Linked DNA regions of Mus musculus: region 2 is linked to region 1. A link is a contact called in ENCODE Hi-C data. All regions are on one chromosome and are shown on one strand. The core of a region is the stretch at or near the end of the contact, and the rest is flanking DNA. Distances in the headings are between cores, read along the strand shown.

Region 1 (5,010 bases), core at 284-2,783:
GATATTCATTAAGAGAATATAGTGTGCTGAAATAATTACAGGTAACAAATGATGACTGAGTTCAACAGGGAAGAGAGGTCACAGGTACTGGACACTTCCACCATTTTTAGTTTATGAGATGATGTTATTTTACACGAGATTATTGAAGACCTACTAAATTTAAAATACAAAAAATGCACTTATTTCCTAAGTACAAGTATCTCAAGTGTGAAACAGACAATAATTGTATTGGACAGTTCTAAATACCAGTTTGAAACAGATTGTGCAGCAGTTTGGAAAAGACTACTAAAAGACTGAAACTACTTGGAACTCTTCAAGAATATCAGGAAGTAGAATGCAATTAGTCAAACTGGGATTTGATCCTACACTAGAGGAGTGAATACTCATTCTTAGAAAGATCGCCAGAATTTCGGAAATAGGTTATTTATGGGTTTTTTTTTTTTCCTTTTATTTTTTTGGTGAAAATTCAAGATACAGAAACAGTTAAAGAACAGACAAGAAGACATAGAAAAAAAAGAATGCTGGACGTTCAATGCAGCCAATTCCAGACCATAGCTCAATTTCTTCAATGCTAACAAAGTACATAGCCAAGCAAAGGTAATTTAATACTACTTTTCCTTTCCTTTGATCAACTTTACATGAAGGTCATAATAAGGACGTAAATCGAAAGAAATCTAAGTCTGCCTAAGTCAAAACTGCATTAAGATAAGCAGCATTTGAGTAATTTGGAGCTTGGAATCAAACCCAGTATTTTAAGTGTAGTACTCAGGGAATACAGCTCAGGGCTCAGGAAAGTTCGCCAACACCCTTGCTGAGAACAAATTCAATAAGGGAGAACAGAAACCAGGGACACAGATGAACAGGCTCTGACGTGAAAAAGGTAAAGATGAATGGAATAATGTCTGATCCCTGAAAGCTTTCCTTACACTGCACGAAACTGCAGAGTTTAAGCTAAAATGGGATTTCCTAGGGCAGTGCTCCCAGATTTCAACAATAGTAGGCGAGTGCCTGAGGAAGCCCAGGGTTGGTTCTGGAGACGACACATGCGGCAGGCAAAGGCTCCCAGCCCGGACAGGTCTGCTCGTCCGCCCTCAGTCTCCCAAGACCCTGGGACCCGAGTGATTGGGCAGGCTTCACGGGAAGGGCCACGGCGGGCGGGACCGCGGCGGGATTTTCCTCTCCGCTCATTCATTCTCTGATTCATTGGTTCCTGGAGGCGACTCACACGGACGCGCGCTGGAAAGGCAGGGCGCGGAGGACGGCCGCGGCTGGGTGCGGCCCGGCGCCTGAGGGGCGGCCGGTTGGGTGGGGGTGGGGGGTGCGGCTGTCCAGGCCGGGAGGGGCGCGCGCGTGCGCGCGTGCCGGGGAGCAGGAGAGGCGCGCGGCCGCCTGCGCCGGAAGTGAGCGGTGGCCGCGGCGGGGAGCGCGCGGTCAGGCGCAAGTCGGTCCGCCCTTGGGCCGCGCGGCCCTCAGCCCCGCCCAGTGTGCCGGGGCAGGACGCGCGGGCTCTGTGATCCGCGCCGCGGGGCTCTGCGGCCGCCCCGCCCAGTCCCCGCCGACGCCCGCTCTGTGGGTCGGTCAGTCAGTCGCCGAGCGCGCGCCGCGGGAGCTGCGGGCGCTCTCAGCGTTCGGGAGAGGAGCGTCGCCCCTGGAGAGGCGGCGGCGGCGGCGACTGGAGGCGCGAGCAGCTGCTGCCTAGCGCAGGGCTCCGGGAGGGCCGAGGGGCTGCCACGGTGAGTGCTCCGCCACCTGGCCCTCGAGGTCCGGGAAAGGAGAGGTCTGGGTGCCCGGGAGGCGCTGCCGTCTCCATTTGCCCGGCGCCCGGCGTGGCCCTCCGAGCGAGTGCGGACGGCTGCAGCCCGGGGCGCGGTCCTTGCCGGTCAGGCTCTCAGCGTTGGGCTGAGCCCCGCCAGGCGGCCTGCGGTGGGTAGGGGGTCGGCGGGGCCTGGGTTGCACCCCGCGCCCCTCGGGGCTGCACCGTGCAGACAATGAGACCTGGGGCCGCCTGGGGAGGTGCGGCAGGGCTGATACTCCGCACTAGGGCGCCGGTGGCCGGGGACCGCGGGTGGAAAGGGACTGGCTCCCGGTAGCCGCAGAAACCGATGGCTGGGTGCGGGATTGTTCTAGCTTCCATGCCCTGCCTGCTTTCATAGATGAGTTCACTGCAGAGATTTAGAAAGGCGGGGCGCCTTCTGTGTCTTCTAATTAAGCCGGCAAAGTAATTGCTCTAGTGCTTTTTAGCTCCATCTCATCTTTCCGCGTACATTCCCGCCGGAAATCCAAACTGCAATTCAGTGGAGGACGGCAGAAAGAGGGAAGGCTGCCTAATAGTGTTGGTTAGGTTGCCTTCGTTTTAAGACACCTGAAAGATACCCTTTTCCTATTCAGGGGTTGTCTTAGGCTGGCCCCCCTGTGTGAACTGGAAACTACTTGATCCTTATGTATCAGAGTGAAATAGGAGCTTTGGGAAATGGTATGAGTTGCATGTTTCCTGTGTGTTGCATTTCATACATTTTATGGGAAGAACAGTTTGGGTGGACGCTGCCTGCAGCATTTCTCATGGAGAAGTGGAGAGCCGCCCAAGTAGGTAAAGTCCTCCCTAAAGGAACTGTAAAGGTAGCGGGCTAGGGCTGAGGCATCATTCGATTATTAAACGGTGGTATTGTGTTCGTAAGAATATTGAAGTGAGCACACAGTCACAGAAACCTCCTCAGGTATAGTGGGAGACACTTCTACAACACTTGAGTGGTGGAAACAGTGCGTTAGAACAGAGTAAAGTCACATTCCATGCGCTAGAATAGGCTAGCAACGTGATAGTGGACAAGCAAGCCGATAACTATGCAGTAGTTCCCTGCCGGTAAGCAGCAGTACTCCACCTGTTTTCCTTTCTAGCCTGTTGTCAAGAAGATTGAATAAGAAAATGTATGCAAAATTGGTAGCCCCTTGCTTGTCTCTGAGATGCTCAGTACGTGTTAAATTCCTTTTCCTCCTGCTGAGGGCGGAGTGTCTCCTGAGAGGGAGGGTCAGAAGTGAATGTTGGCAACAGTGAGTTGTTGAGGCATGTGTAGCATAAGACAGCAAAGAAAAGGTTGATTCTACATTGAGAGGTCAGTGGGGGGGGGGGGGGGGGATCTGTAAGCTGCCAGTATAAAGTGGAGCCTTTTAAAAGGTTGAATAATACTTCATTTTTAAAACAACGTTTTATTGTTATGTATTAATTATACATAATACTGGGTCTCATCATGATCTTTTCATACATGTGCATCATATATTTGAATTTCAACAGGACGGGCAAGATTTTAACAGTATAGACTGGGAGAAGAAGACATTTCACATGTTAGGTGGTAATTATCCCTTCGCATGAGCCGGACATGGTGGGTGGATCTTTCCTGTAGTCTGCACTGGGGAGGCTGAGGCAGGAAGATTGACGTGAAGTCCAGGTCAGCCTGGATTACACAATGAGAGCCCATCTGAAAAACCATCAAACCACGTAAAAAATAAAATACAAATCAAACCACATAAAAAATAAAAGTAAAATCCAAATTCTCTAAGTAAAATCCTAGAGAGAATTCTCTAAGTAGAATCCTAGAGAGGTGGCAAAATAAGGACACTTTTTAAAACCCTTTGTTGAGTTTGTTCCAGACACCAGTTACAGATAGCTCAGTTGAAGTAAGTACAAAATGTCTACAAAGGTTTGTAAGTGATTGGTTTTTCACCAGACATTTTGTGGTATGGGATTGCTGCTCACTTGTGTTTGATTTTAGTAAAGAGCAATGTGTAGCTGTTTCTTTGTGATGAATATTAGCTCTATTTAGTATTCCACACAGACTCTTGACTCAGGTCTCTCTCACTGAGATTATTAATTTAGTGTCTGGCTGACAGTAGTGGAGAGGTAAGCATCTTTGGATAATGACTTCACAATTTTTAACACTTTGTTTTCTGGCTAGATCTTTTTAACTGTTATCTTTGAGGATAATTGTGTTATTTTTTTGTTTTTTGTTGAGTTTTGGCTCTCTCCAAATAAATAAGTAAATAAATGTTAGTGGACTAGAAACAAGGATAATAGATTCTGCGATACACATTTGCTTATTGACTTTGGCTTGGAAATCATTGAATGTCAATATTGATATTAATCCCAAACTCTTATTTCTTTAGGAAAAGTGATATTAATGGAGTAAGATATGTAACCTCAGGCTAATTATTTTGAATTCTTAGTTTCATTACCTATTAAATAGGAAGTTTGGAGTTACTGGTTTTCATTTGTTATTTCTTACTGACCTTAAGGATTTTAAGGATCTTAGTGTATTAACAAGAGCCTGTATTTGAGAGGGAGGCTGAGATGGGAGGATACTGAGTTTGAGGGTGGCCTACATAATGAGATTTTGCCTCAAAACAAAACAAAGGGAGTAATTTAATTTTGATGAAGGGCTTTTAAGGTTCTACAGACATTTGACCTAAATGTCATAAAAACGTTTGGAGATACAACTCAGTGGGAGAGCAGTTACCAAACACATAAGGGCCTGGGTTTTATACTTAGCACAAAACCAAAGTCTGACTTGTATGCTTGAAGTCAGGAGCATTACATTGAAATCAGAGCATATGAAAAGCTAAGGCAGAAGGGTTAAGGCTAGCTTAGGTTATATATTGAGGTCCTGACTCACAAAAATGTTTTAAAATTATAATAATAAAAAACTGTTACTAAATACTTTGTACTACTTTGAGTGCTTCCTATGTATTGAATTATTTATTCCTTACCATGCCTCTAAGAAGAAGGTCTCATTAATCTAGAAAACAAGCAGAAGTAGTAAATTACTTTCTTAAAGATTGCACAGCTCTATAGTAAACAGCTATTTAAAACTAGGCAGCCTAATTCTTGTATTCTTACCACCTTCCTATGCTACCATGTAGACAACTAACACCTTCTCCCCCCCTTCCTGTTTTAAAGTATGCTAAAGTTTTTATACATCTTAGCCATTTAAAGCATTAATTGTTAACTTTCAATGGCATTAA
Region 2 (4,838 bases), core at 677-3,176, 42 kb before region 1:
AGTAAGCTTGAGAGCTTATTTCTGAGTAAAATACAGTGAAGTATTCAAATGCCTTACAGGGGTTAATCTGGGGTTGTCCAAGCTCCTGGCGGCTGACACTCATGGGCATTCCTGGCTCTGCCATTCTTGCTTACAATGGAGCATGAGAAGGCTCTCTGACAGCATCTGCTTCTCTTTGCCCTGAAGTGAAAGGCAGAGAGTCGATGTCAGCTCTACTGTCAGAGTTCCTGACGTGCTGGCATGTGCTACACAGGGCTCCAGAGAGCTCTGCTCCCACAGACTGACTTTTATATCCTAACCCCAGGAATCCGTGTGTTGTGCATGAAGTTACAGCCTATCTGCTCTGTCAGTCCAGGAAGCAAACAGCACCAACACCAGGCACCAGAGCCATCAATCTGTTTATCATTCCCAAAAGCATTCAGACAACAAATATGGGTATCTTTGTGTACTCCCTTTTTAAATAAGGATTGCTTGAAATGTGAAAAATGTATTTAAATCATTGTCTGGGTTTTTTTTAATGGCTAAGATTAAATTTAATGAGATTCGAGAGATTTCCTTAAAGAGGATGTTCCCTGCTGGCTAGTTTTCATTGTACAGTAAGATGCTATGAAGGCTTCTAGGGGAGAAAAGTCCGCAGCTGAGTCACTTGCCTGTGAACCCTGCAAGCTACAACCACACTGTTGTGCAAACTGTACCCGTGGGGCAATGGTGGTATGACTGTTGTATGAGAAACCAACCACTTTCTGATTAGATTTGAGCCTCATCTAATGCTTAGGAGGGCATTCATACCTAGAATTGTAAATCTGGTCAAAAGCCCATGGCTGGGAAGACCACAGGCCCTGGGGATAGGAGGAAGGGATCTACTACTGTTGTTTTGATAGCGGGCATGTTATCAAACTACCTCCTGAATATTTATACTTATAGAGAAGAGCTTTTCTCAGCCTTGAGCAAGCAGCATCCCTCTGCTCAAGGCGCTGTGAATAAGTGTCTGAGAACTTAGCACTAAACAGAACTTCTACATCACCTTTTTCAAGGCTCAGGGAGGAAGTAGAAAGAATGTTAGGAGCTCGAGGATGCAGGTGGATGCTGTGAAATGCCGTCGTCTGGACATGATACGGCCACTGCACTCGGGGACTTCCAACAACTATAGTCTAACACAAGGTTACTTTTAAACCAGACTTCAAATGTACATGCTCTGAGTCTCTAATACACTGATTAATATTACTGAGCAGGTTTTTATTTTGTTTTATTAAAATACATAATGCCTACCTCAATTCATCTTTAATGTTGTTGAATTAAGCATGTCGACTGTATCAAACCAGTGCCACAAACTTCAGGCTGAGTCAGTTATGTTTGCTTTCTGTTTATTTATAAACCCCGCCTCCTGCCAGAGAGGGCCTGAAGTTGCTGTTACAGTTGGTCACATGAGTCCTTCAACCTCCAAGTCTGCAAAAACCAGTATTTCTGGTTCCGTACTGCCTGTGGAACCTTACAAGTACTGATTCATAGCAACCTGAGACCTGTGCAGACTGGCTCCAAAAACCCTCACTAGCAGATAAGGGAATTACTTATTTCACTAGCCAAGAGGGGAACCAGCCAATGTTCTGAATCCTGTAGACCCTGTGTCTTTGATATCAGTGCAGGGCAAGCAATCACTTCTACCACCACCCCTAAGTGTACCAGGCAAAAAAATATACTCACCTTGAGAGCAAACGCCTCAAAGGCACCATGTCCTTGTCTGTGACTGTCAACTGTCAACACAACCAACATTATCGCTCTTCTGCCAGCTCAGGGACGTCTGGGTTCTGTCATCACTGGCTTTCTTCTCATCAAGACAACTTTCTAAAGGAAGGCTTTCCACTCACATGTTGCCACGGCTTATTGGGAGCCAGGGATTTTCCAGGAAGTCCCTGCTAAGGGGCTGGCTGGACAGTCAGTGTTTGATAACTCAGAGACACAATGTTCCTTTGGGCTCTGAACCTGTGACCTGTCATCTAGCCTCAAACAGTCCTTAGGTAAGAGCTTTCGGAGAAGAAACTTCCTGATTCTACAGAATCTAGGGTTTGTGATCCAAGGGGCAATTTTCTCTTTTAAGCTTGAGTTGAATTAATACTATTTGTAGTATGGCCCTCCAGGCCTGGCTTTTGCTGTTTGTTTGTTTGTTTTTAATGCATCCTTGTTTACTAAAAGAATATAAAAGATATCTTAATTCATTCCTAAACATTTTATGGTTTGTTTTGTTTTGTTTTGTTTTGTTTTGTTTTGTTTTGTTTTGTTTTGTTTTGTTTTGTTTCAGAGACAGGGTTTCCCCATGTAGCCCTGGCTGCCCTGAAACTCGATCCGTAGAACAGGCTGGCCTTGAATTTAGAGATCTGCCTGCCTCTGCCTCCCGAGTGCTAGGATTAAAGGCAAGTACCACCACGGCTGGGCTCTGGTTTCTAATTAAAGCTAATCCTGACTTTCTCCCACCCTCCTGTAAAAATCTTATGGGTATAAAGTTAAGAACAGTTTGTCCTGCAGTGGTTCAACTTGAAGATTCACATTAAAATTCTCCAGACCCCTTTCTTCAATCAGCCTTTCTTCCTGAGATACATTACTATTCCTGATGAAGGGAGTAGGCAGTATTGGCCCTCCCCTCGTTACTGTTGAGGAATTTCACTCTGGGATCTCTTGCCTCTGCACTTCTTCAGATTTGACTGACAGCTTTTCCTCAATAGCAGAGTGGCTTCAAGACTTACAGAAAAAACTTTTCCTCTCAAAAGACTATTTTTCCTCTCCCTGTATCAGAAAGTCCTTCACCAAAGCAACTCTACATTATACACCCAGCATATTATCTAACATATAGCAATATCAGTAACTTCTAAATGAATGGTTGGATGAGAACCTTTACGAATGAAAAATGTTTCCTCTCTTCCATCCTCCTCTTTTAATTCCAATCTCCTGGGTACTCTTTCATTCACTCTAAATTGTTAATTCACTCAGTGGGTCTTTCTCAGAAAGCTTGTCAAGTTGAAAGGAAGGAGACTTTCCAAGTACAAATCAAAACATCCTATCATAACCCTCACAGCCTTAATATTGATTGGCAACTGGACTGCATCTAGATTCACCTAGGGTAAAGCTTCCAGGCACACCTATAAGGGGTTATCCAGTTTAGATGATTTAGGAAGAGGCATCTTAACCTGTTCAAAGTACCAAGCCCATGAGCTGGGGTCCTGAACTGAAACAAAAAAGGCCAAGCACTAACATTCATCTCCCCAAGTCCTGCCTGTGGTACAATATGGCCAGTCACCTCGTGTTCCTGTCACCACGCTGTCCTTCCACATACCTTTAAAATCTGAGCCAAAGTAAACCCCCTCCTTCCCTAAATGGCTTTTGTCAGGGATTTTGTTCCAACAAGACACATGACTAACACGAGTGTTAACTCCACACTCAACACTACTTTCAATGCGTAAACGTAAGCACCTGATTGTCTCTGGTGTTTCCACTGCTAGTTCTTTCAGAGCTGTCAGGACTCTCACAGAGAACAGGGATTTCTGGTTGCTCAGTCTTTATGAGCACACAGAATTTGAAAAAGGGGGCCATCACAGTAGATGGCCAAGATGAAATTAACTCAATGGTATTTTTGTAGACATTTTGTCTCATAGTGCTTTGTTTTTTTGTTTGTTTGTCCGTTTGTTTTGTTGGATTTTGGTCTTACTGGTCTTTTGCTTGCATATCATGGCTTCGGATTTTATGTTTTTATGGTGTGTGTGTGTGTGTGTGTGTGTGTGTGTGTGTGTGTGTGTGTGTTGACAATGTCAAAGATAGTGGTACAAATCAGCCTGGGCCATACTGAAGGACAGCTCTTTGTAGTAGTCATCTTCCTACAGAAGATGAAACAAGAGGATTAGGAATCCAGGATGGGCTACACTGAGGGATCTTATCTCAATTAGAAAAAGAAAGAAAGAAAAAGAAATTTTAAAAAATGAGATGACATAAAAAATATATTTACTTAATATCTTTATTTTACCAACAAGGAAAATAGTGCCTGAAAAAAAAGAAGATAGCATTTGCAATGGTACTGGAAATTTTTCATAACAAAATCACATATTCTTTCTGCTTCTTTATTCCTATCCAAAAGATCTGTTTATCCATGCCTCAAAAATCAAATGGGAGCAATTGAGAAATAAAAGATGTCCTCCTTGCAACCTCTTCCTTTCCATAATTATCAGCAGTTAATCCTACTGAAGAAAGCAAATGGAGATGTTTGCCATCGAGTCATGTGACCTTCGTCTCATTACTGCTTCTTCAACCACGCAAGACACCACCAGCAGAAAGGTCTGTTGTCCAAAAATCGGTCCCTAAGACAAGAGGAGCAATCAGACAGATTACTAACCAACCGGAATGGTTTCGCAGGAAGCCATTGGATCTAGAGACTTCTCTGTTGCCATTTGGGATTGAGCCTAGACATCAAGATCCACTCCTGTACCCAGTGATAGGCAGTTTCTATTCACTGTATTAACAAGTGTGAATAACAAGTGTGAAGACCAGGCACTCCATTATCTCAAGGAGAGTTTGCATAATTATGTGTGCTGACGCCTCAGATAGCCTTGCCAAGTGGTATTAGTGAGTTAGCTCCCTGACATTAAGGGGCCCAGTAGTTGACCTAACATAAAAATATCTGACCTTGGGGTCATTTGTCTTATAAATGTCAGTGAATTTTAAATAATTAATCCAGCTTTTACATCTACTGAGATGCTCCCTCACCCATCACCTTCTAACTACTGAACTTTGCTTGTTCCTCTATCTTTATCCTCTCAGAGCACTCAACTATAACCCTCAGCAGCTTAGCTTCTGTC

The links. A loop is a pair of places that touch in the nucleus more often than their neighbours do.
Region 2: a loop to region 1 is called in a map of heart, with 3 times the contacts of the local background. The contact joins the enhancer-like site here to the promoter of Raph1 in region 1. A Hi-C loop is called at or near these places in 3 of 37 maps with a recorded cell type or tissue (T-helper 1 cell and heart).

What each region holds. Positions count from the first base shown.
Region 1 is chr1:60,563,288-60,568,297 of GRCm38, reverse strand. It overlaps Raph1 (Ras association (RalGDS/AF-6) and pleckstrin homology domains 1), which reads left to right and starts at 1,533. Exons shown (of 14, transcript NM_001045513.3): 1 at 1,533-1,733.
Region 2 is chr1:60,606,204-60,611,041 of GRCm38, reverse strand. It overlaps Gm51626 (a long non-coding RNA gene), which reads right to left. Exons shown (of 2, transcript XR_003947834.1): 2 at 3,983-4,340. Among named protein-coding and RNA genes, the nearest start is that of Gm38388, 9.2 kb to the right of the region's middle. Within about 2 kb of position 1,926, at least 1 of the 3 ENCODE cell types and tissues checked has a DNase peak (open chromatin) inside an H3K27ac peak, as active enhancers do; it is heart, where a contact is called at or near this core.